2 separate regions of the Mus musculus genome follow, and region 1 is linked to region 2. The links are chromatin loops, found by intact Hi-C in ENCODE. Cell type or tissue: heart. All regions are shown on one strand. Links, peaks and the distances in the headings refer to the core of each region. The heading gives the core; the rest is flanking DNA. Region 1 holds the start of 1700030J22Rik (RIKEN cDNA 1700030J22 gene). Region 2 holds the start of Gan (giant axonal neuropathy).

What was found. Hi-C counts contacts between places; a loop is a spot of excess contacts. Peaks named below come from ENCODE experiments on the same cell type or tissue, not always from the same donor. Only the 100,000 strongest peaks of a DNase experiment are listed, where the experiment ranks them.
Region 1: it touches region 2 in a loop (3-fold over the local background); 1 of 42 quality-filtered maps calls a loop at or near these places.

The regions. Positions count from the first base shown.
Region 1 is chr8:116,978,922-116,981,831 of GRCm38, forward strand. It overlaps 1700030J22Rik (RIKEN cDNA 1700030J22 gene), which reads right to left and starts at 38. Exons shown (of 3, transcript NM_027103.3): 1 at 1-38. In heart, for the core only: CTCF peaks have their summits at 215 and 1,452 (motif pointing left); a DNase peak (open chromatin) is centred at 1,440; H3K4me3 peaks cover 481 bases; H3K27ac peaks cover 183 bases.
Region 2 is chr8:117,156,812-117,159,721 of GRCm38, forward strand. It overlaps Gan (giant axonal neuropathy), which reads left to right and starts at 1,170. Exons shown (of 11, transcript NM_001081151.2): 1 at 1,170-1,490. The coding sequence starts at 1,324. In heart, for the core only: a CTCF peak has its summit at 1,393; a DNase peak (open chromatin) is centred at 1,120; H3K4me3 peaks cover 2,311 bases; H3K27ac peaks cover 1,759 bases.

The DNA.
Region 1 (2,910 bases), core at 161-2,660, 180 kb before region 2:
CCAAGAGCCGGGCTGTTGCCCTAGGTTACGGCCGCGTCGGAGGCGGGCCTAGGTGCAGGCATGCCGGAAGTGACGTAACCCCGCAACAAACCAGCTCAAGGGCGGAGTCCCCTCTGAGGGCGGGGCTAAGGAGCATTCCCGTCGCTCTGTGCGTGGTTGCTAGGTGCCGCGTTGCCAGACGCTTCGAGAGCTTCGCAGGCACTGGCGACGTTGGGCGGCCAAGTTGCGCTGCAACAGCCTTTTGCCTTCTAGAAGGAATGCCTCAGAGGCCACACAAACAGTGTCTGGAGATTTGGCCACTTCTTCCTTTGGGCAGAATCGTCCCTTCCTTCTTGGGATCCCGTGTTGAAAGCGAGAGCAGAACTTCGCGGGACGACTCATTCCTAGTTGCATAATTTTGAGACCGAGTCTTCCTTGTTTTGTAGCCTGGTGCGGTCTCGAACTCATGGCAACCCTCCTTCCTCGATGTCCTAAATCAACATTGAAGGGATCGAGGGCGTGGGCTTCCACACCTGCTGACAGGAAGGATTTCTGGTTTTGTTCTTTTTGGTGCTGCCCACTTTAGTGGGGCAGAAGCAGCAGTTTCTCGCGAGGGGGCCGCCCACTTCTCCACTATGCTGCCCTTGGTGCCCAACTCATGTCTAGTTCCAAGGTCCCTTTGCTTTCTGGTTTAAAAAGTATTAAGAAAACAAGTCTCCAAAAGCAGGCTGAGTCAAAGGCTTTTGGAAAAAATGGCTAAGAATTACTACTTTTTACACTTATAGCATTATATAATATATATACAGTATAGCATATATACAATCGATAGCATAGATTTATAGCATTAACGGCCTCTAAAGATGTGATGTATATGACACATGAAGTTGGAACAAAGTCCTCTTCTAGACTGTGAATATTTGTTATTTCCCCCATATATATGAGGGAAATACTTTAACAAGCATATATGATAGATATTGTAATTATATTGCTATACCAGCGTATCTAATGGGCTATGACACATATTTCTAAAATTTTCTATGTATTTTTGGATTTATGCGTATGAGTGTTCTGCCTGTGTATATGTATGTACACCATGTTCATACTGGACAGTCATAAAGACACACTCTTTCATTGTTTTCTAGGTTCGCCTGCTAGACAGCGAGTCTGTCACCAAGATGTGTCTCCGTTCCTCGGTGTTTTGAGGTAGGCTTTCACTATGACGTCTAGTCTGGCCTCCAACAGCTTCCTTCTGTCTCTGAATGCTGGAATTACAAGCACATGCCACCAGACCTGGCCACTCAACCATGATCTTTACAACCGAAGGTAGACAAGTCTTTTCAACAGCCACAGAAAAGCTCAGAAGTGGGGGTGGGGAAGGGGGCAGGTCAAATTTTCCAGTCTGCTGCAGCAGAGTCTGCAGTTCCATACCACTGGTCTTTTTCATACCAGATACTGTGTGGGGCGCCCTCTAGTGGTTCTACTAAAACCCAACATAGTCAGCCTCCAAAGTGTTGCTTTGTTTTGTGGAGTTTTACGATTTAATACCTTGTGAACAATTTTTTTTTTTAACTTTAATTATTTTTTAAGTGTATTGGCATTCTGGATGAATGTGTGTCGGTGCACTACTTCCATGCCTGGTGTCCATGGCGGTTAAAAGCGGGATCGGATACTTTGGAACTGGTGTTAGAGGCATTCATAAACATCCATGCAGATCCTGGGAACTGAACCCAGGTCTTTTGGAAGGGCAGCCAGAGCTTTTGACCACTAAACCATCTCTCCATCACCAGCCCCCCCTTCCCCCTACTATATTTCTGAGGTTTTAATTCTTTGAAAACATTCAAAGATGTTAAGAAAATAGACAAAGACTAAAGAAAAAATGGCAAAGAAAGAAAGTATGCCAGGTGTGGTGGTGCATGCCTTTAGTCCAGCCCATGGAAGTTGAAAGCAGGAAACTCTGGAGTCAAGGTGGTCCTTGACTCTCTACCCTCCAGTTCAGCCTGGACTACATGAGAGCCAGGCTAAAGCAAATAAGTATAGAATTGCATGCTGTAGTCCGAGGAGATATGCTAGAGCAGTCTACCCACTTTCCTTGAGAGGGTGGGGGGTGTCACCGAGGGGTTTGGTTTGGTAGTGGAGTTTGTTTTTATTTGAGCTCATCTGAGCCCAGGCTGGCCATGGGATCTGTAGCTAAAAGATGACCTTGAACTCCTGACCTTCTGGTCTCCACCTTCTAAGTGTTGGGAGACACCAAGCCAGTTATACATTCATATCAGTGTGCATGTGTAATCCCAAACTCCCAGTCAGCATTTTTATAGTTGACGTTAGAGTGCGCCATATCAGCTTTCAGAAACTACGGTGGCAGTAAGTGCACTTGAGTTGTAAACAACAGTTTAAGCCAGTTTCAGAAAGTTCTAGTGTCTATGGCTACTAAATAGAAACCTGAACAGGATGGAAGTTCAGACACACCTTGTGCACTGTTGACCATGTGCAGACACACCGTGTGCACTGCTGACCAGTTGACACCTATTCCCCTCTCTAAAGGTCAATGCACACAGAGAACCATGGGTAAACCTCGCCCTGAGCTTGAGCATCTTATGTGCCTGTGATTCCTTCAGAAATAGAAGGCATCAGATCCCCTGGAACTGGAGTTAGGGATGGTTTTGAGCTACCACATGGGTGCTGGAAACAACCCCCAGGTTGTCTGCAAGAAGCAGGAACAGCAAGCCCTCCTAACCACTGACCCCTCTAGCCCCTGGCCTAATTTCTTTTTTTTTTTCTTTTCTTTTTTCCTTTCCTTTTTTTGGTTTTTCAAGACAGGGTTTCTCTGTGTAGCCCTGACTGTCCTGGAACTCAGAAATCCGCCTGCCTCTGCCTCCTGAATTAAAGGCGTGCACCACCACACCAGACTTCTATTTTTTTTTCTCTTTAATC
Region 2 (2,910 bases), core at 231-2,730:
AGAGTCTAGATACTTTTATCACTGCAGGTATAGATACTGTGTTTGAAATGGAAACTGGAAATGTATCGATCTTCTACTAGTAACTTCCTTGACTTTACTCCCCTAGTCTCCTATCTTGAGTATAGTTTATACTCTGATTCCTATCAGTGACGCCAAAGCCTTGCTGCTTCCAGGGTGAAAACCAAGACTTTCCTTGGGGCCTTTGGACTACGGGAGGCTGTGCTGACGCACTGAAAACCACATCCTGCCTTACTTTGAATGCTGCCCCAATGTTCTGATCCTTGGTCCTCATAAGACTTAATTCTCTGTAGCCTCGAGCACCTAATGTTTGCACAAAATGGTAGCTACTTCCTCCACTCCCAAGCACCTTCAGCAACTTCCAGGGACACAGACGAGGCTCGCCCTGCAGAGTGAGCACACCCAGGGGTGCTTAGTACCACAGCCTTGATCTGTCTCTGTGGGAAGTCTAGCCCCCACCATCCGAACATCTGGCCTTCATACCCCCTAGTCTTTCAGACTTTATCTTTCCTAAAAGGTAGGGATGGCAATCATGCAATTAACTGGACCCCCTCTCCTTCCCAATTGTACTCTTGTGCGGGGGCGGAAGGGAGGGCATATACCACAGAGTCCTTTTATCCAGCCCACTATCTAATCTTGGCATCGATCTGCTTTAAAGACCCCGATCTTAGAAACCTTCGGAACACCTTACCCCTACCGCGGTATTTAAAACCCTTCCATTGCTCCCGGTCCCCAATTGCAAGAGGAAAACACCTTCCTTGCCACAGCCTTGCAAAACTGCTTGTTTCTCTCGCTTCACTCGCGACGTCTTCAGCGAAGGCTTCTGGCGGACTCCGCGTTCTGCCCGGAACTAATGGACGTGAACGTAGCGAGGCGTAACTCCCGCGAAAGGAATAATAAGTCCTCGGCTTCACTCTGCGTCTCACTCCCTTCCACACTGAGAGCACTCGGTTCGCCGAGACTGGGAATTGGATACCGCGGAACCGCTAAACCCTTCCGCCCGCACCAAGCACAGCCCGTGGGCGCGCCCGGCGCTCGCAGCCCAGCCCTTCTGATTGGCTGCTGCGAGGTAGGGCGGGGCGCGGGGGCGTCGCGGAAAGATGACGCAACGGCACAGCTCCTTAAAGGCGCCGTCCGCACGCGCTGCCGATGGCGCAGGCGCGTTGTTGAACTTCCAGCTCTGACTCCAGAGCTTCACTCAGTCCGGGCGGGCGGGCGAGCGGACGCGAGGAGTGGCCGGCGGGGACGTGCGCGGGACTCGGGCGGGCGGGTCGGGCAGGTGGCGGCGGAGGAGCGGGAGGCGCGATGGCCGAGGGCAGCGCTGTGTCCGACCCTCAGCACGCCGCGCGCCTGCTGCGGGCGCTCAGCTCGTTCCGGGAGGAGGCGCGTTTCTGCGACGCGCATCTGGTCCTCGACGGCGAGGAGATCCCGGTGCAGAAGAACATCCTGGCGGCGGCCAGCCCGTACATCAGGTGAGCGGGCGCCGCCGCCCATCGCCTCCGCATCCCTCCCTCTCTCTCTGGCCTGGCCGCCTGCGGCTCCAGTGGCTCTGCCGCCGCGCCCCTCGGGCGCCCATGGGCCTCTCCACCGAGATCGCCCCGATCCCGGAGTCCCTGGAGGTCCGCAAAAGCCCCAAACACGGTGTACAGGCCGTCCTGGACCCGCACCCGCGAGCAGGGCGGGGCTGCTCCGGGAAGAGCCGCCCCTTCGCCCCGACAGGCCCCGCCCGGCCCGCGGAGCCCCGCAGAAGTTTTACCTCCGAGTCACCGCACAGTGGGCCGGCCAGGTTTTGCGCGGGGAAGCCAAAACAAACACCCGCGGCTTAGGCAGAAGGAGAACCCTGTAAGAGGTCGGTGGGAAGCCCCCACCCCCAAAGCCCAACTGTCACTTTGCCACTCCCTTGTTACAAACAGGCAAAACTGTTGCGAATTTGAGAAGACCCGGGGTCGTTCTTTGGCTACAGTTACCACCGAGGACCCAGCGATTGTAACCACCAAGAGGGCACTGTAAAACTTAAGCGACGCAAACCTTAGCCCAGTTTACTAGGTTAATGAAAAGGTTGAGACCAAGCTTATAGCATCGGATCAGAATTTGTGAGATGGGCTCCTGTCTTTTCTTTAGCAACTTTCCTTCAGGCAAACTGGTTTGCTCTTTTAATATGGGGGGTGGGGGGGGGCACTAAAAGGTAGAGAAAGTGCCCAGTAAGCTGGTTAAATATAGACGAATGATAGCAATGTCACTAGAATTGACAGATCAGAAAATGGAAAATTATGTGTATGCCGTTTCTTAGGGCTCTGTCCCAGCAGAACTCGGACACATATGCTGTTCTTGAATCTTTGCTTTTGGAGACCTTCGAACTCCAGAAGCAATCCAAGTGCCCTTGAAACTTCTGGCTTTTAGCCTAGCCTGGCCTTACAACATTGGGCTCTTTGTGGACTTAGGGGTCAGGTGTCTGTGAACAAGAAATTTAGATCACCAATATGACAGCTCAGGGCTGGCAGTTCAGAGGTTAAGGCAGTCAATCAAACTGAATTTCCAGGCCAGACCTTTCCCGTAACAGAGTAATCCTAGTTTGGGAAATGCTTAGGAAAACTACAATGGATGCAGTATTGTTACAGATCCTTAAATGGCACCCAGCTCTAAAGTCGCATATCCTGAAACACTGTCTCCATCTTTCTCTGTGATACTTACCACTGCAGTAAACCCTGTATTTTGCTCATCTCCGTGAGCCACAATGTAAAGTCAGTAGGCCAAGGATTTTTCTTTTGTTTCTTGCTGGGACCTTCCTAGAGGGACTGGTGCCTGGTGCCAGAATACATGTGTTGAATGAGTGATTACCTCGCTTCCCAGTGGACATCAGAGGTTTGGCTCTGTTGTATTGCCATGTGAACT